7 separate regions of the Mus musculus genome follow, and regions 1, 2, 3, 4, 5 and 7 are each linked to region 6. The links are chromatin loops, found by intact Hi-C in ENCODE. Cell type or tissue: heart. All regions are shown on one strand. Each heading gives the region's core, and the rest is flanking DNA. Links, peaks and the distances in the headings are about the cores only.

Region 1 (4,311 bases), core at 155-4,154, 210 kb before region 6:
AAGGATAGAATAGGTATTTTGGGGGTGGGAGTGACATCAAACAAGAGTGGCAACAACTGGAGCATGATTAAAATCATCACCTTAGTAGGATACACAGTTTAGTAGGACATTTGGTCTAGTTGGCTTTCGAAGAATGAGGTGGTCGTTACAGCAGAGGTGACTCACTGAGCCCCATAGGGCAGTATTGAAGCATCACCAGGTTAGAAACCAGTTCCTTAAAATGGAGCTCACTGGGCTAGTCAAAGCTTTCCCCTCCCTTTACCTGGGCCCTTCTTTCGCCAGCACATCTTGTTCTAGAGTAAGGAATAACTATTACAGGCAAATTTTCTATTCCTCTGTTCTTCTCCCAACAGTCAGAGGAGCACCAAGTGCCCAGGACCAGGAGTTTAGCATCAACTGGCTCAAAACCAGGGACCAAATTAGAGATGAGTTTCCTCTCCAAATCTGAAGGGCCAGGGACACTCAGGAGCAGAGAGCCAGAGGCCAGTCATCAGGGGACTCACTGAGCCATGCCAATCTCAGCATTCCACAGTTTAAATACCATATTTAGACTTAAATGTTTGCTTTGTGAGCCAGGCTGGCCCAGGCTCCCAGCAGAACGAATGAAGAGATAGCAACAGACTTTGTTGGGAGTGGGGAAGTGAGGATATATCCAAATGTAGGGTGAGAGTCTTTCCCCTCATGTCCTCTGAGCGCTGTTGGTACTAGAACAAAGCCATTAGAATCTTTGAAAGGAGGCTGCTCTTTGGTCCCAGACCAGGTGGTGAACACTAGACAGGTATGCTGAGATCTGAGTGCAAACCTCCTGAGTGACCTGGGATGGTTTTCCTTAGGAAAAGGCCCAGAGGCCAGGCTCAGAATCACCTGCCTGCCATTAGCCTTGGAAGAGATCATCCCACAGATGCCATCTCTCCCCACCAACTTGGCAGTCTAGTCCTGTGTGAGAAGCTTAGGAGTTCTCTTGGATCAGATGAACTGCACACAACAGCTTTCTCTCTTCCTGCAGAGGGAAGCCAGTGACCCCCAAGAAAAGGACTGTGGCGTACCCCCTCACTCCTCTCCAGACACATAATAGCAGGCACAACAGTTTTCTTGATACTGCCCTTATATCTGCTCCTGTTTCTTAGGAAAAGAACTCAGGTCATTAGGAGAGGAGACAGGACTACATTTCCAGCCATTCTTGCGGCTAGAGTGGTCAATGAGATCCAAGCAGAAGTCCCAGGTGGTCTGTAAGGGGGCTGACTTATTGGATGGAGCACCATGGTGACCCTTGCATTTTGGCACGTTCTTTCTGGAAAGCACTGAGAAGGCAGGGGCTTACATGGTCATCGTAGTCCGTGAAGCAATAGAGCCAAGAGAAAGGCGTGCTCTAGGATGCTTGGCGATCCTGTGGACTGCAGCCTCTCTACAAATGTCTTCTTAGACATCTTTGCCAATTATGCCCCAATTTGGCAAAAGTCTCGGTGACTAGGATTTGGTTGGTCTAGGCCAAGCCGACTTCCCTACACATACTCAAAAGTGAGCCCCTGATGCCTGAAGACACACATGTGTCAGCTGTGGGCTAGGGGGTCAAGCTGATGCTAGGCTTAGCAAGGGCAAGATGATAAACAGCAAGCGTCTGTATTTGATAAACCGTGTCGCTTTACACATACCATGGACCCCTTGGGAAGCACTCAATCTATAGCCTGTTGGGGGAACTGACTAAATTAATTTAGTCTGTGCCTTAAAACAACAGTCTTAAAAGAAAGAAAAATTCACCTTAAATTAGGGATCAGTTTGAGCCTTCTGGCTCTGAGCTAGGAGCCAGAGATGCCCTGGAGGCTGGGGGAACAAGGGGGGAGGAGAGTGGCTTCTTGGGCAGCCTCTTTCAAGTGTCTCCATCTTTGGACCCATAGGGGGCACTAAGGAACTGTGGATTTTGTCTCCTTTCTGGCAGAGATTTGTGTTAAGACCTCAAGACCTTCAGTCATCCCTAGAGGAGCTGTGGGAGAGGGACAAGGGCTAGCTTGGAACAGCACTAGGTTCTAGTAGGTGGATTGAAGCCTCTCACCTCCCATCATGCTTAAAGATCTAAAATGTTAAAAAAAAAAATCTGATTCAAAAGTCCGAAGACAAAACCACTGACCCTTCAACCCACCACAGGGACAGCTGGACGCTTTCCTCCCGACCCCCATCTTAGACTAGGAAGAGGCCTGGGAGACCACTCATTTGGCAGCTGAACACAGGAGGCCCACAAGACTAAGTGATTAGCACAAAGTGAAGCCAGTCAGAAGCCGCTGCTCTGGGACAGTAATCTTCCTGCTCCAACTCCCAGTCTAGCGTTCTACACCCCCCCCCCGCACCCCCCTCCCCAGGCCCTCCACTGCCTGGGCCACATTTGTTTTCTTTTCCGGGCCCTGGGGGACTCTGGCAGGGCTGGGGGTCTGATGTGAACTGGAATCTGTTCAATTTCACCTCTCATTGCGCCTGCCAGCTTGCCAGCTCCGCTGACGGAGGCAATTAGAACCAGACATCCCACAAGGGCATTCCAGGAAGCTCTCTTAAAATTCCACAGCGGCTGGGGACTTGCCTTTTCCTGCAGGGATCATCTGGTGTGTAAATAGCAGCTAGTTGTGTAAGACAGGAGATGGGAGGATGGATCACGCGCATGCACAACACACACACACACACACACACACACACACCCACACACACACACACACACACACACACACACACACCTCCCAATACACATTCATCCAGACAGAGAAACATAAATAATCCCAGCAACCCTATTACTTTTAACCTCCTGAAGGGAGAAGTTAGGAATTTACAGGCCTCCCCGGGGAGCATCTAATTGCTTGCTTCCGGGGATGGCTGCTGTGTTTGCCTTGGACGGTGGGTGGCAGGGACGCTGAGGATCTAGGGCAAGACATCCCAGGCTCTCTTCTACCCCCTGCAGATGGCTATTCCCCCACTCTCTCCCCTGAGTTCTCAGGGGTAGGCTTATAGGGGTTGGAGGTCAGTTTAGCTAATACGGAGTCATATATATCTACCCGTGGTCTCGATGAAGCCACAAAGAGGAAATGGTAACGTGAAACTCCGACTCAGAAGTTGTCCGTTTCCTCTAAACCCACTTTAAACCCCAGCATTGGAAGCAAGGGCCCTGGGGCCTGGGGCCAACGGGAGCCCTGTTTCCCCAGCTTCCAGTTTCTCCCTTGTCACTTGAAACCTTGCTTTGGCCAACAATGTGCTACTGTGTAAGTAGACCCACAGAACCTTTTGTGGAAGGCACTGAGAAAGGGCTTAAAGGTATGGGGAAGACAGCTGGGGAAGTTATGTCTACTTCCTCTCACCCTGGGGGTGGGGGGTGCAGCTTCTCATAGGGACTTAGCCAAGGCTAGAGGGAATGTCCTTCTGTCGTGTCTACATTCCCCGAACTGTAGGGCCCATCTCTGTTCCTCAGCCTGGGGTGCTGTCATCACCAGAACACAGCCCCTCCCAGCCCCTCCTCTAACACTGGATATTGGCGTAAATATCATCTCTGAGTAGGAACAAAACAATTCCTAAGAACTAAACCAGCGTTTGATTACCACGAGGTTTAACAGACAAGCCGACCAACCCAAACAGCCTTTACAAATATGTCCTGGGTTTGGGGATGAAGTGGTGACTAATCACCAACCCATGGGTTTAGGGGTGTTTTCCTTTTGAAACAGGGTCTTCACTGTGTGTCCCAGACTGAATCTTCCTTCCCATCTCACACTCCCAATGCTGGGGTCACAGATGTGCCACCAACCCTGGCTCCCGATCCTGCATTCCGTGACATGTTACTGATTGAGTTTTCCTCGCTGCTTTCCGTTTTCCAGTGATCCGTATTTCATGACATCTCTTAGGTCTCTGTCTGTGTTCCAGATGCAGCTGGAATCACCAGACCGGCACTCAGGGCGGGGGAGGGAAGGGTGAGGATTCATTGAGCCAACTGGCTGGTGGTTTTCGTGTTGGGAAGGGAAAAATTGATTTATCTGCTCACTCGACTCCAAAGACTTAACTAATGTTGAGTATTGTGTAGGGCATCGAGGAGAGGGTGAAGGAGGAGAGGGACATAAGACTTCATCACGAGGAATTCAAACTTAAGGGCTGGTGTGTGCCTCTAACTAACTCTAATATAGAGACCAAGTCCTACAAGGGAAGGAGAGATGTCTTGAGGTCAGGGCAGAGGAACTCACTTCTGCTGACAGTGAGCAAGGAAGGGTTGCTGGAGGCAGTGACACTGGATCTCTGAATTGGTCTCTGCCATGCAGAGATGGGTGAAAGGACAATTCAGTGTGGAGT
Region 2 (4,311 bases), core at 125-4,124, 120 kb after region 6:
CTGGGGAGGGCTGTCCTGGCGGGTAGAAGAGAGGCTTAGAAGATAAAAATGGTTAGAAGCCTGTGAAATAATAGACAACAGCTCGCCCAGGGCAAACAAGTTTCTAACTCAAGTCAGTGGAGTGTGTGGTTAGTGGTCAGGTAACCTGAACCAAGTAGGTAGCATGTCAGCCTACCTGTGCCACTTAGGAGCCCTCTCTACTAGTCTGATTCCCTTAGATGGCCTGTGTCTCCAAGCCCTGCAGTCCGCTCTTGACACTTTCCTCAGGGTCACCTAAGGAGAGCCCTGATGTCTTTTCTCCACTGCGAACCTCCTTTGTGGCTCTTCATTGTCTTAAGGGAAGGTTCAGAGTCCTTCATAAAGCAGGATGCCCAAGGGTCTTGTGTGTGGTGATCTCAAATTTCTTACATGTCCATTTACACCCGCTGTGAGTGTTCTATAACTGAGGACATCAGGTTCTGTGCCTTAAACGCCATCGGTAGCTCCCTTCCTCTCCATCCCCATGACTCAGCATATTTCCAACACCTCAGCCATATTTTTCTGAGGTACAGAATACAGATCCTCTCCACCAGTAGCCCTACTAGAAGCTTAACGTATGACTAATTGTTCTGGATTCTCTACATCCTTTTACTTCTGTCTACTGCCTCTTTTAAAGGCACTCCCAGGGGAATCTTGTGGGGAATCTATAGATGGCAGCCATACCACACAGATACCTGGCAACGAGCTTTCTAAAGGCACTGTTAATGAACTACACCCGATGAAGGCTTCATGACCTAAAGGCACCCCTCCGGATTCAACCCCCCGCAACACGATCTAAGCCCCCAAAGGGAAAAACAGAATCCCCAAGCATTGTCCAGAAAGCCCGGTTCTGTGCGCCCCTGCAGTAGGTTGGAGAATAAATACTCCGTGGGAGCGGCCACTCTATCTCTCATCGTGGTAATCCCAGGGTTTAACAGTGTCTGGCGTTCCATCACAAAGGGGGGTGGGGGGGGCTTGCCCAAGGTCATGCAGTCAAGGAAGCACCACCTCGTCCGGGACCAGAGCTGGAGAAATCTTTCACATGATCTCAGTGGGAGGTTGGGGGAGGGGACGAAGGGACGAGCCGGTGCGCCTTGTGTGCCAGGCCTCCCGGACGCGGGAAAGACTGGGGGCGGGGATCAAACAACGCGCTGGGATCCCGAGCTGCCCCGAGTTCACGGCGGCGGGAAAACTGAGGGGTCTGGGGCACCCGGGTGGAGGCCAGGGCAGGCAGGAGGGAGGCAGGCAGCCGCCCGGGCAGTGCGCACCGCCCGCGCCGCGCGGCAAATCCCCCAGGGAGGCCGCCGCCAGAGCCCTGGCGCTCCCGGCCCGGCGCCCGCCACGTGGCACCCGGCGGCGGCGGCGACTCCCGGCGCGCAGCCCCGGCCAGCCGGCAGCACGCAGCCGCCCGTCTCTTCCCAGCCGTCCGCCGGCAGCCTCCTGGACGCAGCGAGGGACCCGGGGAAGGGGCGGGCGGCAGCGAAGCCGCTGGAACCGCAAGCCGCCGAGCGGAGGCAGGAGGCTGACCCGGCCGCTTCCTAAGTGCGGTCAGGCATCTCGTGACCGCGGCGGGCGCCCGGACCCCTCCCCCGCCGCAGTCACCCGGGTGGTTTCGGCCACGCTCAGATCCCCAAGCCCGGAGTCCCGGCGGGCTGGGGGTGGGGGGTGGCGATGGGGGGTGGGGACGGGGAAGGGGGCCCACGAATTCCCCGATCGCCACCCTTGGGCGTGCGCTCCCTGCCCGGAAGGATTGACCTTGGCCGGGGCGGGGGAAGGGAGGCCAGCGCGGGGGCTCAGCTTTCGGGCCGCCGCCCCCGCGGATTCCTGGCTCGCCCGGGCCGGAGGAGGGGGCCCCGGACACACGGACGCACGCACACACCCCACACGCAGCGCGCGCCAATGAGCCCTGGCCAGGCGCAGGGGGCGGGGTTTTCCCAGGCTCGAGCACAGCAGCTGCTATTTACCTTCTTGGCTTCTCCCGGGGACCAGAGGCGGCCCCCGCTCCCTCCCGGCCGGCCGCCGCCGGCCCCCGCCTCCCTGCCCCCGGGGCGCGCGCACACACACTCACACACGCACGCACACACACACATCCTCTGGGCCCCGGCCGCAGCCGCGGCGGCAATAAAACATCCTGGCACGTGCTCCGACTCCAGGCGCGCCCTCGCCGGCCGGCTGATGTCAAACTGCAGCTCGGCTGGTGGAGCTCTTAAAGGGCTCGCGCGCGGGGCGCCGAGGCCGCCTTGGCCGCCCGCGGGGTGAGGAGGGGAGAGCCCCGACTCCCTTGCCCGCCGTCTATCCGTATTGCCAACTGGGAGCCTGCGGGGAGAAAGGTAGAGAGAGTGGCGGAGGAACGAGCGCGCCCCTCCTGTCGCATTGCTATCAAAGCCCCCCTTGTTCATTTTTTTTTTCGTTTGAAATTCCATTTCCTTTCTGCCCAGTAGGAAATTATTCTGATTGTTTTCTGGAGAAGCGTGAGGTCCAAGGTTGCAATTCCAAGAGAGGAATGAATGGGCTAGAGGGAGACAAGCATCCAAAAGACACCTTGCTCCGAAAACCCTGGCTGTGAAGGCATTTGGGGGGACGGTAAGGGCATGTTTAGCGTGTGGGGTTTAGTATCTCCCCAACCTCATGAGCAGTTTTGACTCCCCTAAACATACAGAGTTCGAGCGGGAATTCCGGAAGACATTAGAGTAACACATCCTCTTTACCTTGTTCCCTCCTTTTTTCAATCACTAAATTTTGTCTTGGCCTATATCTGTTCAAAATATTTTTCAAATGAACTTATTATACAAAGTAGTTATATTGCATGCAGCAAGAACAATAAAAACCAAAGGCCTGGCCACAAAAGAAATAGACTAGACTAAAACTAAGCAAAGCCCAGAGGAAAGAGTTAGCAAAGGGTTAAAATCCTTTTGATTGACGTTGTAGCCTCCGGTGCCCCGGGCTCAGGCGCGCGCCATTGGCCGCCAGACCTTGTGCCTAGCGGCCAATGGGGGGGCGCAGTCCACGAGCGGTGCCGCGTGTCTCTTCCTCCCATTGGCTGAAAGTTACTGTGGGAAAGAAAGTTTGGGAAGTTTCACACGAGCCGTTCGCGTGCAGTCCCAGATATATATAGAGGCCGCCAGGGCCTGCGGATCACACAGGATCTGGAGCTGGTGCTGATAACAGCGGAATCCCCTGTCTACCTCTCTCCTTGGTCCTGGAATAGTGCTACCGATCACTAAGTAGCCCTAAGACATAATAAACCTTCAACTGCTCAGTAGTTTTTCTTATGAAAGTCAAGTAAAAGGACGTAAGCAAAAAAAAATTATTTTTTTTTTGCGTGAAGGATTCCAAAAATAAAATTCTCTGGGGACTGAGAAGAAAAAAAAAAAAAAAACGAAAATGCCAGCTGATATAATGGAGAAAAATTCCTCCTCCCCGGTGGCTGCTACCCCAGCCAGTGTCAACACGACACCGGACAAACCAAAGACGGCCTCTGAGCACAGAAAGGTAAGACAGTACCTGCGTCTAGAAATTAAGTGGGTTGTGCACAGCGGGACTCCTTTTACTTTTCTCTTAAAACCTCGGGGTGAAATGGCAGATCCCGTGGGAACTCAGGACCTCTTTTCTCCCCCTTTGCAGTCATCAAAGCCTATCATGGAGAAGAGGCGAAGGGCAAGAATAAATGAAAGTCTAAGCCAACTGAAAACACTGATTTTGGATGCACTTAAGAAAGATGTAAGTGAGCAATGCTTTTTTTTATTTTTAATTACGAATGGAATGGCATTTCCCAGGCACAAAGAACTAAGCTCTTAGCCTGCTGCATGTGGATCTTACCCCGCCAGCACTACGTTCCCACTGGCGGGAGAGAGGCCGCCGGGCCCTGGGATGTGGGACATGCGGGCGGGGACCTTCAGAACTCGGAGGCAGCTGACAAGGAGGACTGACTTTCATCCCTTGTTTTTTCTGCGCAGAGCTCCCGGCATTCCAAGCTAGAGAAGGCAGACATTCTGGAAATGACTGTGAAGCACCTCCGGAACCTGCAGCGGGCGCAGATGACCGGTAAGGACCGCGCGTGCGTCCCCTCTCTGCGGGTGTCCCTCTCGGCCCGCGGTGATTTCTTCCAGACTTCCGCCCGCGGTTGTGAGAGGCATTCAGCTACATTTTACTGCCTTGGCTCACTCCGCGTTCCCACGGTCTGGGTCTTATTTATAGCCACAGCTCCCAAGTTGTTACTGCTCCGGAAATGGAGGGAGAGGCTGTAGCCGAGAAGGGTGGTGGGCAGCTTGGCTGTGGTAGAAGCCGGTGAGG
Region 3 (4,311 bases), core at 148-4,147, 64 kb before region 6:
GTGTTGGCCAGTGTACCTCTGAACTCTGGAAAATTGGCTCTAGAAAATAAGCCAGGACCTTCATAGACATGAAGAGACAATGTAGTTGGGTTAGAAGAGGGCAACCTGCCCACTGACCGGTAGACTGAAGAGCTCAGAGCTGGAAGTCAAAAAGGTCCTAGCAGAGACCTGAGTAACTCGGCAAAGTTATCTGAGCCTCAGTTGCCTCCTCTATAAAATGGGATGAATTCTTTCACTGTTGTCAGACCAAAGACACTAATTGACAGTCTAGCAGTCTACAGCTGCCACACTTCCTACCATAAGCAGCCCCTCCCCCGTGCCTTGAAGAAGGTTTTCTCAGCAGCCCCTGATTCCAGGTGGGCATGGAAAACAACCACCCGAGAAAAGCCGACCTGCCCAATATGCTCAACCTTGACTTTACAGAAACCACAGGAGCTGTACTTGAAATGTGCCCAGAGGAGACAGTGCTGTGGTACCGGCTGTGAAGACCGGAACATCAGGCTCAGAGACAAGTATGTTCGGATGATTTACAGAGCATGAAGAATGTTAAGCAGGTATCAGCAGTTGCAAAGGGACAGTTGATGACAGCACATGGCACGTACCTTGTTTCTGTCTTCAGTTAAGGAGCACCAGGCTCAAGCCAGGGGCCCTCAGGCTGATTCTGCCCTTTCCTGGCTCTGGGTCTCTGTCTGTCTGTCCATCACAAGATGAAGGGACAAGTGGATTTTGAATGACTCCTACCCCCCTTCCTATCCCCAACTCCTGACAGGCTGAACTGTTCCAGAAATCAGTTTAGTCTTCTCCAGTCTGTTCATGCAGGGAGCCTGACTTCAGAAATGTCATTGATGAAGTGAGTCTGGGGAGTGGCCCGAGAACTGAATTTCTAAACGTTACGCCTTGGCCAGATGCTTTAATCTGCCTACAGGCAGGCAAAAGTGGCATTGGTAGGATGCCAGGGTAATGACTGAGTCGGGTCAGCTTTCTGCTTCCTCTGCCCACGGGAAGGCTTTGCAAAGGGGCCCGGATCAGAGCCACATGGGAAAGGTCTCAGAGGGTGAGAATCCCAAGCAAGACGACCATTCCCAGGCACAGCGCAGGGCACACTGTACTTGTTGGAATGTAGAGTAGGCTCCTGCCACCGATAGTTCCCAGAGCGTAGAGTGGTTTAAATTCCACAGAAGGGTTGGCGAGATGGCTCGGTGGTTAAGAGCACTGGCTGCTCTTCCAGAGGACAGGGGATTCAATTCCCAGCAACCACATTGCAGCGGACAACTGTTAACTCCAGGTCCAGGTGACCCAACCTCTCACGCTGACATACATGTAGGTAAAACACCAATGCACATAAAATAAAAAATAAATTTAAAAAATTCCAGTTTTTTTTTTTTTTAATGTGTACATACAGGAAGGGTGGGACTGTCTCAACTCCTTGTGTGACAATTTTCAGCTGGCTGGACCCTGCTGCTTTTAACTTTGGGCTGCAAGTTGTTGGATCTCCTCCTATGCACACCTTTTTTTTTTCTGCTGTCACCTGGTGACATCTAACTTGAAGAAGGCCTAGACAGTCTAGTTGTATGTCCAGGAAACCAAAGCCATTGTGTATGCTAGGGAACTGCTGGATACTTCCGCTACAGTGTGATTCATCATTCCCCCAAACACTGTTTCTGGACACCTCTGAAGGAGACGCCACCAGTAGCCCCCCACGCAGAGCACACAAGGAAGAAAAGGAGTTGCTGTTATCTGGGAGTGGCCTCTGAGGTTCTTTTTTTTTTTCCTGGAAGCCAGCTTCACTCTAAAGAAGTAACAAAGAAACCAGAACCCCACTGTGAAAAGGGGCCTCCACCTCTCCCACTGTGGCTTGCAAGGAAGCAGACATGAAGGTTAGGAGTGACTGACTCCCACAGACAAGTCTCAGGCCTCCCAGTGTGAAGTGTGGAAAGCCCCTGGCTTGCCCTAGCATTGCCCACAAGCATGGGTGCCTCCTCCAGCCCCATCTCAGATCTTCTCTCTGGCAGGCACCGATGCACAGACTCTTCACACTGCCTGACACCTCGGCTCTGTGCCCGACCTGTGGGCCACTTTAGGCTGGCGCTGCTGGTAGGGAGCTTGAGCCTGGCCCAGCCCAGTGGCTTTGAAGGGATTTCATCACCCCGACTGTGACTTGGCCAAGCGCCTGGGAGACTGTGGAGCATCGTGGCCCCAGGCTATCTGCTTTCACTGGGAGAGGCCCTCCTCTCTGAATAGAAGAAAACCTGGATGAGGCTGGGTTCCCCATCCCTGCAACCTAAGAACTACCCCCAGGACCGAGCCATCTACCTTCACCCTACTTTCCCAAGAGACAGAGACAAGATGAAGGGCCAGAAAATTAACACGGGGACAACTTGTTAATGATTTTATTGCAGGTTAAATAAAATGTCACAAATAAAACTACAGGAGACCTTTTTTAACCTTACCGGCTGTAAATACTCATTAACTCAATTACTATCAGCAATTAAGGCCAGTTTGGGAACAGTGGCCTGAGACAAAAAAGACATTATCATCCTGGGAAATGAATCCAGAATAAAGGGAATTTATTCCACCTTGGCTAATGAGCAGCTGTATAGGGATGGAAATGAAGGCCTTTGCCTCGGAATTGCTTTTGACCGTTGGGGGGTTGGGGGGGGTAGAGAAAAGGTTCGGCTCTACGTAAAGCTCTTGGAAGGACATTAGGGACATTGTTACAATGCAAATGAGGAAGGCCGTTGTGTTTGGGTGGTTTATGGGTTTAGTAAAAGGAGTAACATTTCAATTAGTGGGGAAGGAATGAGAACCTGCCTCAAAGAGGCTTAATTGGCGACTTGGCATTCCCAGGGGACTTTGAAGTAGCACCCGAGCAGGCAGTTTTCAGAAATGGGTGGAGAATAGAATACAGCAACTTAGGTCCCAGGCTGGGGATGCTGGAGGCAGATGGAGATGCTGTGAAGGTACCATCCACAGCACTAAGCAGATGCCAGCCACATGCAAGTGCCAGCTTTAGCTCTTGGGGCTCCCGGATGGTGTCCCCCATGCCACCTCACCCAGCTCCCCTGACGTCTCCAGGAAACCATCTGGCTTCAAGGGCTGTAACCCTAACCTCACCACTATGGAATTCCTTTTTTTTTCCCCCCTCCTCAAGAATCCCTTTTGCTTTGAATTGAATTCCTGACTGCACAGGGTTATGGGGGAGGGTGTACTATGGCAAATGAAGTGTAGTGGTGTGTGTGTGTGTGTGTGTGTGCGCACATGTGTGCATCTCTGTGTGGGTATGTTTGTGTGTGTGATCACACAGATACAAGTAGGTTCAAAGTCGGCAGGATCTGAAGACTGAGAATTCAGTGCAAATTCCTCTCCTTTAAATAGGTGGTACTGAGGGCTCTTTTCAACCTGAGAGACTACAAAGGTACCTGACCCGTGAGATGCCTTGATGGTTTCTCTCTCGCTGTGGCATCCATCTCCATGAGCTTGTCTATGTGGCTTGTCTATACGGCTCACATAGCCAGCCATCTTGACTAAGCTAAGGCTTTCTTTTCTTTTTTCTGTCTTCCTTCCTTCCTTCCTTCCTTCCTTCCTTCCTTCCTTCCTTCCTTCCCTCCTTCCTTCCTTTGTTCCTGTCTTTTGTATGTGTTGTTGTTTCTTTGTTTGCTTTTCGAACAGGGTCTCTCTGTAGCTCTGGCTGTTTTGGAATCTGGCCTCTAACTCAAAGGTCCAGCTGCCTCTGCCTCCTGAGTGCTGGGATTAAAGGCACGCAGCACCCTATCTAGTGAGGTTGGATTTCTTGCTCGAGCCCCTCATAGATGATGCCAAACCTTTCCTCCACTCCTGAGGAACTATGTTATGTTATGTTATGTTATGTTATGTTATGTTATGTTATGTATGTATTTATTTATTTAATGAATATGAGCACTCTATCTGCATGTACATCTGCAGGCCAGAAGAAGTCATCAGAACACATTACAGATGGTTGTAAGCCACCATGTGATTGCTGGGAATTGAACTCGGGACCTCTGGTCGAACAGGCGGTGCTCTTATCGACTGAGCCATCTCTCCCTCCCCCAGAGGAGCTATTTCTAAAAGTTTACAGAATTATTTGAAATGAAGTTTGAAGGGATAAGAGAGAGGAGCTTCCCAAGGCCCAGGCTCCTCATCGGAGCAAGTCCCCCAGGCTCTGGGACACAGAGGATGGACCCATAACTCTTTGATTATTTTACTTGAAGGAAGACCAGTTAATCCCCCACCCAGGTCAGCAGCTATAAATGTTGACAAGATTTTGCTTGAGGCCTTATTAAGAATCTCTAA
Region 4 (4,311 bases), core at 216-4,215, 240 kb after region 6:
ATTTACAGTTTATGGATGGATAAATACAACATCATAAATCTATACCATGGAATACTATTCAGCCCTTTAAAAGAGAGTGAAAGTTTTGATAAGGGAGGCAAAATGGACGAGCCTTTAAAATATTAGGTCCAGTGAAAGACACTCGACCCCAAAGACCATGTATAGCTTAGTTGGATCAATTTGCATGACAGGTCTCTAATGGCAGATGTATAGCAAGCTAGCCCAGCAGTAGCTCAGTACTAGGAAGAAGTGTGGAAACTGAAATGCCTCTAGGCTTCTGTTCTTAGGGGCAACAGAAATGCTCAAAACCATTGTAGCAATGATTATACAACATGTGAACACCTTTGAATTATAATCAAAACCGGTCAGTTACATACTTGGTGAATTGGGTCTCAATAAACCTATTAAAAGCCAGACAGCAAATTCAAGAAAGCTGATGACCCCCCCCCCCCCCAACCAGGCAGGACATGGAGCAGAGGAGATGGGTCAGGAGGGTTTCCAGCTTGGGGTCTAGAGAGATGGAGAAAGAAGAAGGGGCAGCTATGAAAAGGTCATTTTGGATAGAGTGAGTTGGGATGCCACACAGGAGCCCTCTCTGCAAGCTTCTGTGAGCCCAGTTTCCCAGGCTAAGGCGTACCGCACAGTGAGTGACCTCTCCCTGTGCCCAGGACAATAGAACACAGGCAGTATCGCAACCTCACTGTTAGGACACAGTGGGTGACTTCCAGTAGCATTGAGGGGAACAATTCTTGTCATTTCTCCCACCCTTGTCACTGAACCCCAAACTTTACATATATTTGTCATTCTGCTGCAATCCCCTGCAGCTGGAGTCACCCCACATTTCACAAGGGAACAAAGATGAGAAAGATGAGTTGCATGCTGGAGTTCAAAACAGCTTATATATTCCTTCAGGGTGATAGCACTGAGTCACATCACACTGTCCCCACATGGGGATCAGAATGAAGTACAGGGGGTGGTACCTAAAATGATCTTACTGCAAAACTAATTCATCCGTTTATTCAGTTGTTAGATTCATTCTGACTCTTAAGTACATAGTAAATTCAAGGGTAGCCTGGGCTACGGAGACTCTTATCTCAAAAAACAAAACAAAACAAAAACAAAAACAAAACAGTTTTGACTTGAAGCCAACAAATAATTATCTGGTGGGCCAATTCTGGTCCACTGCCTGTTTGGTGGATTAAAGTTTCATTGGGACACAGATATGCATTGTCTATAGCTAATTTTACACTCCCACAGCAAAAATTGAGTCATGGCCACCAATAACATATGTCCCACAAAGCTTAGCATGGTTACCAGGTAGGCTTGGTAGAAAACGTTGCCGAGCCCTGGTCTAAAGTCAGAAGCAAAGAGGCCATAAAGTAGACTCAAAACTGGATTGTTCAAACTGCAAAGGAAAACTGTGAGGGAACCTGAAGTGACTAAAGCCACAAAGAGTGTCTCCCTTGGGATGACAGCAAGCAGCGGTTGCCAGCCCAAAGCACATCCCGCAGGTGAGCATGCTCAGACAGATAGATGCTCATATATTTTGAAAAGAAACCTCTCCGTTCTCTTTCTAGAGTGACAGAAGTCACTGTGGTCACCCAGGTTCTGCCGCTGCTCAGTTTGTGTGGCCTTGAGTCACTCTGCTTACCTGGGTACCTGACACCAGACATCTCTTCCTGGACAATCAGGCTGTGAGGGGACTTGTGAAAAGCCTAAGTGTTCTATGATCCGAGATGCCTTCATGACAGTTACATGGAAGTATACACTGACCGCTTTCAAGAGATTTACGTATATAGGCAGCCCTGCGTGTAAATCGTCTCTGTCCCTGGCCGAGCACGTTCAGTTTTCAGTAATTCTCTCACAGCACAACTTGAGACCCTTGAGGAGTCCCCCTGACAGCCAGGAATATGTGGACATCGAAGCCTTCTGAGACAGAGAGCAGTGTAGCTCCCAGAGGCAGAGGCAGATGCAGCTGGGAAGTGGGAACCAGCCTGGGTTTGCAGGACTGAACCACCAACCCCATCTTCCCTGGAGCCAGCACAAAGGGTTCACAGCATATCCTCAGCCAGCTGGCCCAGTCCTGGTAAACACCTCGTTCCCTGCTCCCTCGCCCTTCCTCCAAGAAACACCCCTTCTGCCTCAGCTTGGAGGATGCTTTTCGGCTTACACCCTTGAACCCACAACCCAAGCTCTTGGGGGCGGGGGGCGGGGGGGCGAATCCTGACCCAGTCAGCGTCAGCACAGCCCGCAGCACCTGGCTCGCTTTCCTCTACTCAGAGGCCAAACCCTCAGACACAAGAGAAACCAGAGCTGGCTCAGCTGGCCAGCACACAGGCTTCCTGTCCAAGTGTTTGCGGCTGGGCTTCCTGCTGGCGGAAGGGTGGCCTGCAGCTCTGCTCTGACATCCCCGGGTGGCGGCCAGGCACGTCCAGCTGGCACCCGACAGGGCTGCTGTGGCTTCACTCCTTGCAGCTGTCAGTTGGTATTCCCAGGGACGCTGGGGTCAGGCTGTGAGAACTGTTCAAGGGATCCTTTGCGAGCAGAGGAAACCGTGAATAAGACCCCAACGTGCAGTTCAGGCTTGTCCCAGGCAGCCAGCCAGAGCATGGTTCCCAGACATGCCACACTCCAGACGGATGGACCCCTGGGATTTCCAGAAGCCCACCTCTTCTATCACCTGTACACCTCTACCTGTGTTCCATTGTGGGTACACCATACAGCTTCCTTGCACCCCAAGAATGCTGGTGACAGAGTCCAGGCACCAAGACAATAGCCCTATCCTGGCTTTGATCTCCCCATCCTGAGGGATTTACCGCTGTGGAAAAATCAGCTACTCTGTCGCAAATGGAAACCAAAGAATGAAAATATCTGCTGGGCCTACCATGTTTACTCCCCCACATTTCAAGGGCTGTGACATAGAAAATGAAGCTACATTCATTCCAGAAAGATCCACGGAGTTGGTCCAAGCATGGCAGGGAGGCAGAACTCAGTTTTAATAAGGGAAATTATGCTGTCTCATAGAGGGGCGAGCCGTCTGCTACCTGACCTGCCCAACAGTGTTCACAGACTGTTCAGAAAGCACTTGGGTAGATGAACTCAGACCTAGCTCCTGAAGGAACGGCTTTCCCACAACGCCTGACAGAATGCTCCAGAATCTCTTCCAAACAAGGGTAGGGAGGTGAAAGAGACATTAAAAAAAAAAAAAAAAAAAAAAAAAAAAAAAAAAAGGACAGAGGAGGGGCTTGCAGACTTTGAAGAGTAAACTACTCCTTTGAGGGAGGGAGGCAGTGGGCAAGCCAGCTCTTGAATACGTTTGTTGTTTCTGTGGTGAGGATTCCAGGTGCCCACCCCAGAGCGTGTCTGGATGATAACCATGGTCGAGCAGCGAGGACGGACAGCTCTCCTGGGTGGCACTTGTTTACCGGGACAAGCAAGTTCTCTATACGTTCCCTTTGTCATTCATTTCTATAGAAGCCCGAAAATGAGAGTCCCCATTTGAACAAGGACACAGAGCCCGAAGCGCGAGGATAACCACTGCATCTGAGCTGATTCTTAAGTCAGATTGAGTCCAGCGTCATCCACGTATGCACGTCAATCAGCCTGTCTCACAGCCTCCGCAGATCTCGCTGTGATGGCCTATCAAAACATCTGGTGTTCCGTTAAGCACCAGACACTACTCTATCTTCTGGAAAAAAAAAATGTGCAGGAAGCAAGTCATCTTCCTAAAATAGTCTGTCCCTTCCCTCCTCATTCAGGACAGAGGTGACATTTGCACTATTAGTGATTAACAACTCCGGCCAACCTTCAAAGGCAGACGTGCTGTTCAGTTCTGGCGAGACATTGGAGGGAAGCTATGTTAACAGGTCTGTGACCTGTTCAGCCTCAGATCCAGGCCCTACCAGCCCACCCTCCACTGCCGCGTCCTCTCTGGCCGGTAGCCTGGAATGACAGCAGCTTCCTGTCTTGTCAGTCTCAGGCTGCTGTCCCCACGTGTCCCTATCACCTTCCACACCCGCATGACTATTCCCTATCTCCTGAGGTTTCGGATGGGTTATGTTTTCAACGCGGACTCTTTCTGGCTCTGAATCAGCGTGACATGTTAAACCTCAGCCCAGAAACAGTCAAAATGGCGGGAGGAAGGAGCAGGTCTGGCTTAACAAAAAGACAAATGCAAGGCCCCGGGTGGAGCATGGGAGAGAAAGATGAGCTACATTGGTGGCTTGTAGGTGAGGTGCCATGTTGGGAGTTAGGACACCCACTCTCAGGCCTGCCTGTACCCCATCCCTTCTCACACCTAGCTTCAGAAGG
Region 5 (4,311 bases), core at 56-4,055, 130 kb before region 6:
AGATGCCATCCATCTGAGGCCAGGCATCCCCTGCCTCTGGTGTTGGTTAATTTCCCAACAGAAGACAGCTTTGACTTAAGGATGGCTGTCACCCTCAAAGCTTACTAAGTTATTCAGAGTTTAAAGATGAGGAATCCAGGGGGACAATCTACACCCAAAGCCAGTGGCTGAGCAGTCGTGCCTCGATTCCAACCCACTCGATCAGCTGTGCCCCTGCCTGGACACTATTCACAATAAGGGGAAAGGCTAGCAACTGCATAGAGGGCTTGCTGGAAGAGGAGCAAAGTGCTTGACATTTGACATGCATCTTCCTGTAATCCCCACAGCAACACTGTGAGATTGTTCTGACCCACATTTACACTCACAGGTGAGGGTTACGATGCAATCCACAAGGAAACATGCCCATGCGAGGTCATGTGGTTACTGAATACAGGAGCTGGCATTCCGAGCAGTGTGCCTGCCTCTCTGAGTTTCTAACCATGCCCCTCCTGGGCTGAGCAAAGCAAGATATGTCCGGTAATTAAACCCTGCTTCTTGTGGTTCTTCTGCCCTAGAGAAGAACAACTCTCTAATTGGGAAAGGGCACAGCAAATGCACTGTCAGGTTACCAGAGTTTTCCAGAGTCTTGGCCTTGACTTTGGCAGTTAAGGGATCAGTTTCCGGGAGAGGAACAGGTTCGGGCAGTCTGATTTAGAATGACTCAGTCTGCAAGGACTGCGCCAAACTCAATGAATTGATTCACCTGTGAGATAATTCTGCCCAGAAAGATTGTAGCTAAGAGCACTGGCTTTGGAGTAGGAGGCAGCTGTGTTTGAACTTCTCTTCCTCATGGCCCAGCTCTGTGACCCCAGACATCTTAGTCACTCTTTCCCACTTACCTTCGGACACTGAATAATGACATCTCCTGTGATGTCTGAGCCTTAAATAGAATGCTGTACATGAAATGGCTAGTGGAGTGGTTGGAGCTTAGTGCTTGCCCAACACATGGCAATTCTTACAATCTTTGTTAAGAATTGTGTTTGGAAACTAGGTTTGGCCATTGGATAAGATCTCTTCTGACCAGTAGGTAGTCCCTTCCCCCCTTCACTCACTCACACACACACACACACACACACACACACACACACACACACACACATCTCGCTCAGAAGGATACTGGAAGCCCTCAATTCAATGGAGGGGCCATAACTGTACTAGTGGCACCCACGCCTTTCCATGTCACCCCAAAGCATTTCCATTCAAATGTCTAATGCTGTTTCTGGACTCAGAGCTCTGTCTTCCCCTGGACAGAGCGGCTCAGAGCAACACTGACCAGCCCTGACCTCTCTGCTAACTTCCTGTGGTAAACTCCGGTTCTCCCTGTGAGGCCCTGGTCACATAGACCTTCGCCTGTGAGACTATATCATCTGCCCAGGGACTGACCACATGCCAACCAGGCATCAGCACATCTAGCCTAAGGAGTCCCAGCCATGAGAAACACAGCTGGTTTCTCTTTCTGAGGTTGAAGTCTATTGGGACAAAAAGCAGGCACAGAAGCCAACCCAAGTCATTCCAGCTCCTGCCAATTGTCAGGAGGAATAAAAGCATGATGTGACAGAGAGCCCTGGAGGGAGAAGTGACTAGAAAAGGCCTCTCTGAGGAGGTAGCATTTAGCCTGAGGCCTGAAGGACAAGGGGGAGCCAGCCCTGCCAAGATCTGGGAACACGGGGTTCCTGGCATAAGGAGCAGCTTTTCCCTTCGGAGGAGGGAAAGAACTCGATGTGTTTCTCATGATCCGACCAGGATGGAGCAGATGGTGGAAGAGTGGGGGAGGAAGAACCGTGGCTGTCAGAGGCAGCCTCCCTCCTCTGTGCACCGTTCGCCCAGCTGGATGTTTGATGTGAGAATCAGACTCCTTGACATTTATTGAACACCTACTCTGTGCGGAGCGCTGTGCGGGCGCTTTCTGTCTTCCTCCTTATTAAATCCTCCATCTTCCAACCACCTCTCTGTTTATGCAATGGCTCCATGGATGCCCTTGTCCTAGGTGCTATCATTAGCTCTCTGTGGGGGTCTGGATCTCTCTGCCCATCCCCCACTCCAACTAGTCCCTAAGCTCCAATTGTCAGGCTCCTTGGTATCTCAGCACATCAAACTAAAATGGTGTGGTCATGCGGAGGCTGAGGCTGTTCCTCACTCTGTTGCCTGCCGGTGGATCCTAACCGGGATACCTTGTCTGGCCTCAGTGGGAGAGATGGTGCCTAGTCTGACAGGGATTTGATATGTCAAGATGGATTGGTACCCAGGGTGAGTCCGTGTCCCCCCCCCCCCCCCCCCCCGTCTTAGAGGAGAAGGGGAGAGGGAGTAGAGGAGGGGCTATGTGAGGGGGAACTAGAAGGAGAGGGGGGCTGTGATCGGGATGTAAAGTGAATACATAAATTAATGGCAAAAGAGTAAATGTTCAAAGGAAACAAATGTCCTTTAGGAAAACGTGTTAAATAATGCCCCAGTTACACACACACACACACACACACACACACACACAGGTACTGTCCTGCTTGCTAAGTTCCAGACAATATGCACATTCCTTGTCTTGGGCAGCTTTAGGAGTAGGAGAAGATAAGAACAGAAATGGATGCTTTTCAGATTAAGTTTGTAGACTCACACTGGGCTGCCATGGTTGATTCGGTACCTTCATGAGTGTGGTATAGGCTGACAAGTTTTTGGTGTTACACACAGTGGTCAATCTAACCCTTTATGTGTTAGTATCTACTATAGAGGGTAAGAATCATCCCAGGCTGTCCTCCAGTGGAACAAGGTGGTCTGGACAAGCCATGTAGCCTGCTTAGAACTGGAATGACCCATCTGTCCTACACCTCATCGTTAGGAACCTACCCTGAGCTCTATAGACCCTGCGATAGAAATCCTCTCACACGGAAAGATGGAGTCAGCGTCCTGTGCTCTTTAACTAAAGAACTGTAAGGTCGACTGTGTACAGGCTTTCACAGAAGTACCAGAAATATGTATATGGGAAGAAGGTGAACTTTGAACTCTAGTATGTAAGTAATAGAAGAGAAGAGGACCTCAAGTATGGTTTTCATCTTTTTTTTTTTTTTGAGCATACAATTATAAAAAATGTGAAAGAGAAAGAAAGAAAGAAAGAAAGAAAGAAAGAAAGAAAGAAAGAAAGGAAGGAAGGAAGGAAGGAAGGAAGGAAGGAAGGAAGGAAGAAAGAGAGAGAGAGAGAAGGAAAGAAAGAAAGAGAGAGAGAGAGAGAGAGAGAGAGAGAGAGAGAGAGAGAAAGGCTGAAGAAGGACTTGCAGCAATAATAGGGAGTGTGGCCAGATAAAGGTATTTGGAGACTGTGTGGGAGATTATGGATGTTAGGGCTCACAGCAGTTGGCTTTATTCACCAAGGGAGCAGGCCCTGAGGCTAATGAGAAGTACAGAAAGTGAGGGAGGTATGTGGGGTGAGGGTGCAGAGCAGGACTGTTGCTATGGAGATGATAATCAACATTTACCAACCCAAGACTCCAGAAGCCAGAGAGCACTGAGATGTCACAACACGTGGAAGAATACGGGCCTTGTGGTGGATAAGACTCCACTGTAATCTCTACCGTTGATTAGCTGTGTAACTTGGATCAAGGCACCTCGGTTTCTGACCCTGTTTCCTCAATTGCACAATGGGGATCACAATTTCTAAACCTCAAGCTGAAATCTGTAATAAGATGAGCAAACCCTCCTTTTACTGACTCTGAGAATCCAGGCCTTTCTCCAGGCGTTCCCTGTACGTGGTGCAAGGACTTCCTCCCTCCTCCTGTTAGCAAATGACCTTGGGCAGAGTTTGAAGGCCACGGGACACCCAAAGAAGCTATCCTTCTAAGGAAAATCATTGTCTAGTCTATAAATAATATGGCCATGTTGGGTGAGTGATGAACCTTGCTATTTTAGTTTGATTCCCAAATTTTCTAGCTCCTCTCATCAATTATTTAAAAAATAGTTTTCCTTTTCATAAACACTGCAATCTAAATCTACACCCTTACCAAAACAGGCAAACACTTAAGAAGAGCACATGTGAGTGTCCTACCCCCGGTTCCAGGCACTCTCCCCAGAGCTAATACTACTAAGAGTTTCTGCGAACTCTTCCACAATATATTATATACATAAACATATATGCATATCTTTACATTACACCTGGGCATGGACTAGTGGTGAATGCCTGTGGCCTGAAGCAGGAGGATCAAAAATTCAAGACTCCATAGTGAGTTTCCAGTCAACATGGGCTATCAAGGGAGGCCCTGTCTAAAAAAATGCAGAAATAGAGGGAAAACA
Region 6 (4,311 bases), core at 190-4,189:
CAAGTATGAAGGGGAGGACTTTACTCCGTCTAGTAACACAGCCCCAAGGCAGGTTTGATTTTAGGGAGACAAAGACTGAGTCTGGGAGGAATCAGAGGAAGAGATCAGATGGTTGTCAGACTTCTGAGGTGCTAGAATTTCAGCAGTTGCAAGCCGAAGGTTCCAGGGCAAGGAAGTAGTCTATGAAGGCAACCCTGTCGTCACAGAACTCAGAGTCGCTGGCCTTCTGCCCTCCCACTCCTTAGAGAAGCAGAAGGTGAACACAGCTTGTCCCCGAGAGTCAATTTTATGAAGGGCTTGTTCTGTCTGAAACACCTACCTTCCCACCACCATGTCTAGCGAACATCTACTTGTGTTAGCTATATTTCTCTGTGCCGTGATGTACTACCTAGTAAAAGCAGCTTAAGGAAGCAAGGTTCACTTGGGCTCCTGCTTTGAAGGAATGCCATCAGTCCATGGAAGGCATGGCCATCTCAGTGAAGGAACAAAGATGAACGCTAGTGTTTAGCTTGCTTCTTCTTCATACTCAGTCCAGGCCCCCAGACCATAGGAGGGTGCTGCTAACATTCAGGGTGGGCCTTCCCTCTTTAGGTAAGCCGCCCTGGAAGCATCCTCATAAGCCCCAGCCATCCAATCTCCTAGGTGATTCTAAACCAGTCAGGCTGACACATGAAGACACATGACCCCTGTTTTCAAGACCATAATACCTCAGTGACCTTCTCAGGCAGGATAATTGTCCTGTTCACCGTTCTCGGTGCTAGGAAGGAAGGGAAATCCAGACGTTAAGTGAGTGGGCTCTGATTCTATTTATTTAGGTTAGTGTGTGTGTGTGTGTGTGTGTGTGTGTGTGTGTGTGTGTGTATGTTTGTGTGTAGGAATCAAACCCTGAGCCAGGACCCTACCACTGAGCTGCACTTCCTGCCTCTAAAGTCCAGTTGAAGTTCAGCCCCTGCCTTTCTGAGTCATTTTATCACACAGTGAAATGTTCTGGCTAGGACTGTCACCTCCCTGAGGTCACCACAAATTAAGGAAGTCAGTAAGACCGAGGCAAGTGCCAGCCTCGGTGCCTGCTTTGGAGCCTTATAACCCTAGGCTGCAGTTACTCTGTAATCCACCCTTTGCGACTCTGAGAGGCCCCAGACCGGAGCTAGTAATTCTGAATTTATCTCTGAAGCGATTAAAGATATTCTCGCTGCAGAGACTTAGTCTTCTTAAGGGATGGGCCCAAATGCACCGGGAGAATAAACACACACGAAAAGAACTGGGAACTGGAAAAGTAAAAAACAAAACAAAACAAAACAAAACAAAACAAAAACCCACAGGGTCGGAGTTGCCAAATTCAGAAGAGAAATGGCTCCTGAGCCCCTTTCTACGGCTTCAGCTGGGATCTGGACGCTGGATTTTCCAGGCTGCCCTGCTCCTGCCCCGTGCCAGGTCACAGCGCGGCCCTCCCACCCACGCGGGCCAGCAGCCGGCCAGGCTGGGCGCGGCAGGAAGGCGAGCCAGCTCCAGGCACCCTGATCCTTAACTGCCGCTTCCAAAGTCCCGGCTGATCCTAATCAGTGTGGGAAAGGAGCGCCGGGGCCCAGCCCGCCGCCGGAGACGCCGCCTCTTTTCATAAACTTTATCGCCGCGGTGCACAGCCCCTGATAAAGCACCATAAATAAACGAGCAGGCCCGAGTGTGCGGCTGGCCGGAGGCTGCCAGAGCGCACGCCCTGCCTCGGCCCGCAGCTCCCGAGGAGAAATGAATCATGCGCCAAGCTCAAGAGGGATCCGAGCTCCCCCCATCCCAGCCCCTGCAATCGCAATGCTATAAATAAGAAGGCAAGCCTCCCCCTCCTTGGCAGCATTCAGGACCACTAGGAGTTTCCTTGTGGCTGCCGGCCACCCTTCTGGCCTGGGAGCTAGGAGTGTTCTTGCTTACCCTCCTGCTTCAGGTCAAGTTCCTTGGGCCTGGGTTGAGCCTGGGCATGTGGCTCCATTATCACAAATTCCTCTGGCTCTTGCACAACACCCCGGCTGGAGCCGGGAAGGGAGGGGCGAAGAAAGGCTTGAAAGTCTCTGATGGCAGGTGATCCAGGGAAGGGGTCCCTTCTGCTTAGATAGCCTGTTCCGGTCAAACCCTAGGAGAAGCGCAGGGGGCTAAGCTCGACCGTGTCCAGTTGACTCAGGCGAAGGAACAGTAAAGATTCTGGTGGATAGGGAAGGAAGGGGGCCTTCCCGCCTCATCCCCCGCCCCGGGAGAGTGTGTTCAAAGGCTTCCGATAAATTATTCAACATCTTTTATCCTTCAGTCCTTAAAAAATGTTTTTAACTTTATTTTTAATTTTAAATTATGCATATGCACGCCTGTCTGTATGTATATATGTGCACGTGAGTCCCAGACCAAGGCATCGTCGGGAGCTACAGATGGTTATGAGCTGCCTCTATGGGTGCTGGGAACTGAACTCAGGCCCTCTGCAAGAGCAGTGTGAACTCTCAAGTCCTAAGCCCTCTCTCCAGCCCCCAGTCCTTGACATTTTTTTTTCTTGGTGGGTCTCTACGTTAGCCAATGGTACCTCTTGAAAACACGCTTGTGGTCTGCATCAGGCTTATGAAGTCGTCTAGAAAGACAGGTGTTTGGCACAACGTGTGCCAGCTCAGCACTAATGCCCAGTTCTCAGGCTTTCTGGTCCAGCTGCAGCCACCTGGCTCTGTGGTCTCCCCGCCTTTGCTTCTCCCTGGGCCAGAGTTTCCTTATGTGTCTGATGCTCTCTAATAGCTCCCCCAGCTTGCCTAGTCTCTGGAAAACACTATCATTCTTCTACACTCTTCCATTTCTGGACTGTCTCACCATAGTTAACTCTGATGAAAAACACTGCTTTGCCTAATTGAAAGAAGCCAGAGCTGGGAGAGACTCCATAACCAATCCCTGCTTGAGGTGAGCACAAGACTGTCCCTCACAGGAACTGCTGTTACTCTGTGGCGGGGGCTGGGGGAGCTAAAATATAAAAGCCCAATAATCTCTAACAGCCTCAACTCAGCACTTCTCTGAGCAAAAGTATAAGCTCCGTTGTGGCAAATGGCTTTGCTTCCTATGGGAGGGAGGCACCGATTGGCTTGAAACATCTATTCCAGAGAGCACTAATGCTGCTTTCAGTGGGGGCAGACTCTGGGGGAGGGGGCAGCCTCTGGTGGCAGAGGACAACCTAAGTGGCCTCTGGCTGATGCTGGAAGAATGGGTCGGGTGCCAATCCTGCTAGTCACGGCTGAGGAGAGGAACTCAGTGAAGTCGGCCATGAACAAAGACCTGCTTCTTCTAGACCCCATTTGTGACACAGTATGTCCCTGGGAACATGCGGCCCCAGACAGCCTTCATTTCCTGCTCTCTGGACAGAAGGGCACTCAGTCTTGTTTCCTTCATTTACATAATGTCAAAAATGAGTCACATTGTACTGTCATTTGTTGAGAAATATTGGCAAGAGGTTCTGATCATGGTTGGAGTTGAGTCCTTAATAAGGAACAAGCCTTGGGCAGGACTCGGGCACTGACTTAGCATCTGCGCCTCAGTTTCTCTATCTGTGCAGCTGGAAGACTTTAGAGGTTTCTTCCCACTCTGCATTACAGTGACTCTGCTGTACATGGGGGTGGAGTGGGGAGGAGTATTTGAGATGAAGCAAGACTTTCAACTTTCCAGAATAGAGATAGGTAAGGAAATATGTGAACATTTTTTTTCCCAAAAATTGTTCTTGCATCTGATTTTGCCTAGTATTATAAAGGTTGGCAATTGTCTTAGTCAGGGTTTCTATTCCTGCAGAAACATCATGACCAAGAAACAAGTTGGGGAGGAAAGGGTTTATTCGGCTTACACTTCCATACTGCTGTTCATCACTGAAGGAAGTCAGGACTGGAACTCAAGCAGGTCAGAAAGCAGGAACTGATGCAGAGGCCATGGAGGGATGTTCTTTACTGGCTCCCTTCCCCTGGCTTGCTCAGCCTGCTCTCTTATAGAACCCAAGACTACCAACCCAGGGATGGTCCCACCCACAAGGGGCCTTTCCCCCTTGATCACTAATTGAGAAAATGCCTTACAGTTGGATCTCATGGAGGCATTTCCTCAACTGAAGCTCCTTCCTCTGAGATAACTCCAGCTGTGTCAAGTTGACACAAAACTAGCCAGTATAGCAATCAAAGAAAACACATCAAAATGTAGGCTTGAACATCATCAGGGACCCAACTTGCTGTGTTAGCTGTTTCAACACTGTGATAAGATGCTGGTCAGAAACCACTTACAAGGAGGAAAGTTTTCGTCTTATTTTGGTTAGGTTGT
Region 7 (4,311 bases), core at 204-4,203, 63 kb after region 6:
GGAATTGAGTCACCTGTGCCTTATTCTTTGACTTCAACATCCAGAACTGGGCGTCAGTCAATGTCTGCCGCCAGTCTATGGTATTTTAGCAATTGTATATGGATTAATGACAGGGATCTCTCACTGACCTTATCATTATGGGAACTTCATAGAGTGCACTTATACAAAGTAAGATGGGTAAGGTGTCACTAGATGACATACTCTTTTGAGAACCACTGCCATGATGCATCCTGTCGTTAACTGGAGTTTCATTATTCAAAGCTTATAGCGCACCAAATACCACCGAATGCATTCTTTTCCCCCTTTTTTTCTTTTCTTCTTCCTCCTCCCTCTCTTCTTCATTAGATTCCCCAATAGAAAGCAGAGGCTGGCCTCAAACTTGTGATCTTCTTGCTTCCTACGTGCTGGGATCATAGGCCTGTGGCACCACACCCTACTCAGATTTATGTTCTGCAGGTGAGGGGAGAGATTTGAGATGGCAAGATTAGCCTGACCGAGGTCACATGTCTGGGCAATGAGGTTCTGAACCTGTGATAAATGGTATTGACAAGTGTTCATGTGGGGGTGCACTCAATCTGCAGAGTGGCTGTCACATGCAGAATTCAGTGTTGTTCATGGGGGGGGGGGGGTACATAGAAGGGTAGCCCGTCTTTGAATAAGAAGTTGCAGGAGAGAGAAAGACTAGTTAGGCAGGCCATGACCGGTACAGAGCGGGGACAGAAATCAAGTGCATGGGGACTTCAGGAGAGGCAGCTGTTGAACTGGATTAGGTTAGCCTGGGAAGAACCACAGAAGTGAGACCTCATCGCCCACTGTGAAGAACAGGCAGGGAGAAAAAACAGAAACAGATCATGCTGGAGGAGAGCTGGGTACAGCAGAGACCCCACCCAGGTCCCGAGCCTCCTACGGGGGTGGCATACACACACACACACACACACACACCTCGACCCCTCAGAAAGCAGCAGAGGCTGATGCTAGGTGAAGACCCTGGATCCCTGGACCCCGAGGTTTGCCCCCACCCCCATCTGATTTCGTCCCAACTGCCCTGGAAGGCAGCGACACCACAAGGAGCCTTGGCTGAAGAGACACTTGGCCACGGAGTGGAGAGCCAGGCTCGGAACAAGGTGCACTGCGCTGTCTCCAGTCTTGCATGGCTGCCACCCAGAATGTGACTTTGCCTACATCTCCCTGCATGGCTAGGCATTGGAAACCTTGTCCCTGGCTGACTTCTGGACCCATGTGACTCTCATCCAATGACTAGAGGGGAGGCTGCCCCCGCGTTGAGGTGCAGGGCTCTTGCCTAGCTCTCCGGGGGAAGGGTCAGGCAGAGTGGAACCTCCTGTTCAGGGCTGGCAAGGTCCAGACTGGAGCTGTCACACAACCCCATGAGGTCAGTCCCCTGCATAGCCCTCAGTTCTCTGGCCCTTTCCCGGAAAGAGGTCACCGCCCAGGAGCTCTCAGAACAGGGGCTCTCTGTGTCTAAGGCCGGCCTGGTGGAGCAGGAGGATGCATAAGGCCAGCGGGGGCAAAAGAAGGGCGTGCTGGGCCACTCGCTGCGGGTGGCGCCGCAGCCCCGGGTCGCCGGCAGGGACCGGCGTGTGGGCGGAGAGGCGGCGCGCGCTCGGAAGTGGCCCCGGGCGGCCTCCCAGGCGGGCGGCTCCTGTTTCCCGGCTCCCGGGCGGGCGGGCGCGGGCCAGCTGCTGGGAGGTGAGCGGAGCAGCGTTTTCCCACAGTCTGGGGCGGTGACACATGGCGCTCACACATTCCACAGCCGGCGGCCGCGCCAGGCCTGGCGGTGAGTCAAGGCAGCGCGGGGAGCTGCCGAGAGCAGGTTCCGACTTTGGCACCCGGCGCGCCGCCTTCCCGCCTTGCCCAGCCCGGCGGGGGCGGAGGGGGGAGGGGGACGCCGGTTAACCCTTGGCTACCTAGGCGTACAGCAGCAGAGGCTCCGATGCTTGTCCATTGAGGGGGGACAGAGGGGTGGGGGATACATCACCACGGCGGATACCTACACACCCTGTGTTCCTTGTGCGTTCTTTGCTTTTTTTAGACCGGGGGGGGGGGGGGGGAGGGGGTATCTGTAATCCAAACTAGTCTGAATTCATTGTGGCTTCAAACTCCTGGTGATGCTCCTAGTTACAAAGCAGAAAACCAGAGAAGTTGCTCGTTAGAGACGGTGCCACTTCTGGCTTTTAGATTCAGACACGAACTGCCAGAAAGACTGGAGGGGTGAGGGGAAGGCTTTTATCGTTACTGTCCCTTCATCTAGAGTCTCGCTTCTGAGTCTGACCACTGTGGCCAGGCCCAGCTCCCGTGTGTTTATTGACTGGATCAAAAGTCTAGGTCGCAGTTCCTTCTGGCAGTCGTTGTACAGATAGAAGCAAACAGCTGGAAGCCTGCGCGGACAAATGCACACCCACATAACCACACACTTTAAAAAAGGCGGGGGACTGTGACTGTGGTGGGTGTTGTCCCCATGGGAAGGCTGAGCACTCCAACCTTGGCTTCCCTTGGGCGTGTGTGAACTCTACATGACTTCTGCAGCTGTTGCTGCGTGCATCCCCACCCCGATCTGCATCTACCTATTCTGAGACCACACAAGCCCGCAGCTTTCATCAGACTTGAAGGTCCCACAGACCAAGGTTCAAAGTTCGCGCTTTTTTTTTTTTTTTTTTTTTGAGTCAGGGTCTTACTAATGTAGCCTAGGTTGACCCTGAAACTTACAGGAGCGTGCCACCACACCCAGCACCTGGTTTATCATTAAAGAGACTTAGGTGAAACCATCTGCCAGAAGTTTGGGACCTGTAAATGTCACCTCGGTGTCTAGATGTAGTTCAGGTTATCCCACACACACAGCCTTTGCTCTCACTACCCCATAGCACTCACTTGTGAGCCCCCCCCCCCCCCCCGCCCCCGGACCTGCCCAATCGCCATTTGCATCTTCCACAGCTCAGATTCTGTAGACCCTGGTAGGACTTTTCGAACTCTTCTTGGTTGGGGAAATAAACCACCCCTGCCCTGTGACTCAGTCAGTTAAGTGCTCAGTTATGCTAGTGTGTCAAAGGACCAACCGAGATGTCCCCTCTGGAGATCCACAGTCAACGGGGTATATGCTAGGTCATTCAGCCAGCATGAAGCACGGCTCCAGAGGAGACACAGCAGACGCTGATGGCGCCAGTGGACACTGAGAGAAGCAGAGGAAGAGGAAGGTTACTCTGAAGTCCCATGATCTCCAGTTGGGGCTCTCAATCAAGCAATTAGAAAGTCTCCTAAGGAGTTAATTCTATCCTAGTGTGATAAAGGATGAATGGACCAGGTAGGGGTCCTGCCTCAGGGCTCTTGGTCTCATTGCCACCATGATTGGTCAGTTTTCACCCATCTGCAATGGTATAGAAGTGCTACCACACAGCCTACTCTGCTCCAGTTTGCCTCATTCCACACAGCTTGATGGTTTCAAGATGTGGCCACATTGCTGCACATTGTCTCAGGAGGTCATTCCTTTTCGTCCCTGAGTGGCATTCCATCCTGGGTCTAGTGCAGATCACTTCTCAGTCCTCTTGCCTTTAAGTCTGGGCCTCGAGAAACAGAGCTCATTCACACAGGGAGCTTTTGGAGATATATTTCTATTTCTCCTAAAAAATGCCCAGGAGTAGGGTTGTCGGGTCACATTACAGATGCATGGTGGGTAGAGATGAACGGGGACCAGCTAGCAAATGCCACCTGGGCCATCCCATCCCATCTCTGATTTCAGTGATGTTGTGCTGACATCTTTAAACTGGTTATTGTAGGAGAGTTTACAGCAGGAAGCAGTCGGTTCTAGTAATCAGGTTTGCTTTCCTTATGAACCGTCCACTGTTAAAACCATAACAAATACCACCTACTTGCTGTATTCAACCCTTTCTTTCTCTCTCTCTCTCTCTCTCTCTCTCTCTCTCTCTCTCTCTCTCTCTCTTTCTTTCTTTCTTTCTTTGAGACAGGGTCATGTAGGGAGCTACACAATCCTGGCTGTCCTAGAATCCACTATGTAGATCAGCCTGGTCTTGAACTCACAGAGATCTTCCTGCCTCTGCCTCCTGAGTTCAGGATTAAAAGCATGCACCAGCACGCCTAGCCTGTGTTCGACTCATAAAGCAAATGCAGCATTCCAAATGTCTGCATCACCTCCAATCCATCGCCCCACATCCTCTCCTGCATCTGGCATCGTGAAGTTTTTATTTTAGCCATTGTCCTTTGATTGGCATTCTTTGGAAGCTGATGGCAGTAGAGGCCTTCTCCTGTGCTGACCGTGGCTACTTGCACATCTTCTCTCGT

The links. A loop is a pair of places that touch in the nucleus more often than their neighbours do. Peaks named below come from ENCODE experiments on the same cell type or tissue, not always from the same donor. Only the 100,000 strongest peaks of a DNase experiment are listed, where the experiment ranks them.
Region 1: it touches region 6 in a loop (4-fold over the local background); 11 of 42 quality-filtered maps call a loop at or near these places.
Region 2: it touches region 6 in a loop (8-fold over the local background); 17 of 42 quality-filtered maps call a loop at or near these places.
Region 3: it touches region 6 in a loop (6-fold over the local background); 5 of 42 quality-filtered maps call a loop at or near these places.
Region 4: it touches region 6 in a loop (6-fold over the local background); 9 of 42 quality-filtered maps call a loop at or near these places.
Region 5: a loop joins it to region 6, with 5 times the contacts of the local background. A loop is called at or near these places in 3 of 42 quality-filtered maps.
Region 7: it touches region 6 in a loop (5-fold over the local background); 12 of 42 quality-filtered maps call a loop at or near these places.

Annotation. Positions count from the first base shown.
Region 1 is chr16:29,732,597-29,736,907 of GRCm38, forward strand. No RefSeq gene overlaps it. Among named protein-coding and RNA genes, the nearest start is that of Gm46567, 79 kb to the right of the region's middle. In heart, for the core only: a CTCF peak has its summit at 1,893; DNase peaks (open chromatin) are centred at 1,955, 2,505, 2,865, 3,125 and 1 weaker place; H3K4me3 peaks cover 1,015 bases; H3K27ac peaks cover 1,848 bases; H3K27me3 peaks cover 1,509 bases.
Region 2 is chr16:30,062,189-30,066,499 of GRCm38, forward strand. Hes1 (hes family bHLH transcription factor 1) reads left to right here and starts at 3,169. Exons shown (of 4, transcript NM_008235.2): 1 at 3,169-3,510; 2 at 3,643-3,738; 3 at 3,975-4,062. The coding sequence starts at 3,403. In heart, for the core only: no CTCF peak of the experiment used is centred there; DNase peaks (open chromatin) are centred at 303, 2,003, 3,083 and 3,543; H3K4me3 peaks cover 3,848 bases; H3K27ac peaks cover 3,944 bases.
Region 3 is chr16:29,880,687-29,884,997 of GRCm38, forward strand. No RefSeq gene overlaps it. Among named protein-coding and RNA genes, the nearest start is that of Gm52263, 5.8 kb to the right of the region's middle. In heart, for the core only: no CTCF peak of the experiment used is centred there; DNase peaks (open chromatin) are centred at 1,015 and 2,035; H3K27ac peaks cover 2,816 bases.
Region 4 is chr16:30,182,718-30,187,028 of GRCm38, forward strand. All of the region lies in intron 2 of Gm26562 (a long non-coding RNA gene), which reads right to left. Among named protein-coding and RNA genes, the nearest start is that of 1700025H01Rik, 7.7 kb to the right of the region's middle. In heart, for the core only: a CTCF peak has its summit at 2,371; DNase peaks (open chromatin) are centred at 2,434, 3,134 and 3,894; H3K4me3 peaks cover 968 bases; H3K27ac peaks cover 1,911 bases.
Region 5 is chr16:29,815,456-29,819,766 of GRCm38, forward strand. No RefSeq gene overlaps it. Among named protein-coding and RNA genes, the nearest start is that of Gm46567, 4.1 kb to the left of the region's middle. In heart, for the core only: no CTCF peak of the experiment used is centred there; DNase peaks (open chromatin) are centred at 1,576 and 3,536; H3K27ac peaks cover 1,469 bases; H3K27me3 peaks cover 427 bases.
Region 6 is chr16:29,944,528-29,948,838 of GRCm38, forward strand. No RefSeq gene overlaps it. Among named protein-coding and RNA genes, the nearest start is that of Gm32796, 26 kb to the right of the region's middle. In heart, for the core only: no CTCF peak of the experiment used is centred there; DNase peaks (open chromatin) are centred at 1,034, 1,754, 2,574 and 3,284; H3K4me3 peaks cover 1,556 bases; H3K27ac peaks cover 2,958 bases.
Region 7 is chr16:30,007,341-30,011,651 of GRCm38, forward strand. 4632428C04Rik (RIKEN cDNA 4632428C04 gene) reads left to right here and starts at 1,327. Exons shown (of 3, transcript NR_033631.1): 1 at 1,327-1,390. In heart, for the core only: a CTCF peak has its summit at 1,782; DNase peaks (open chromatin) are centred at 1,561 and 2,451; H3K4me3 peaks cover 1,855 bases; H3K27ac peaks cover 2,111 bases.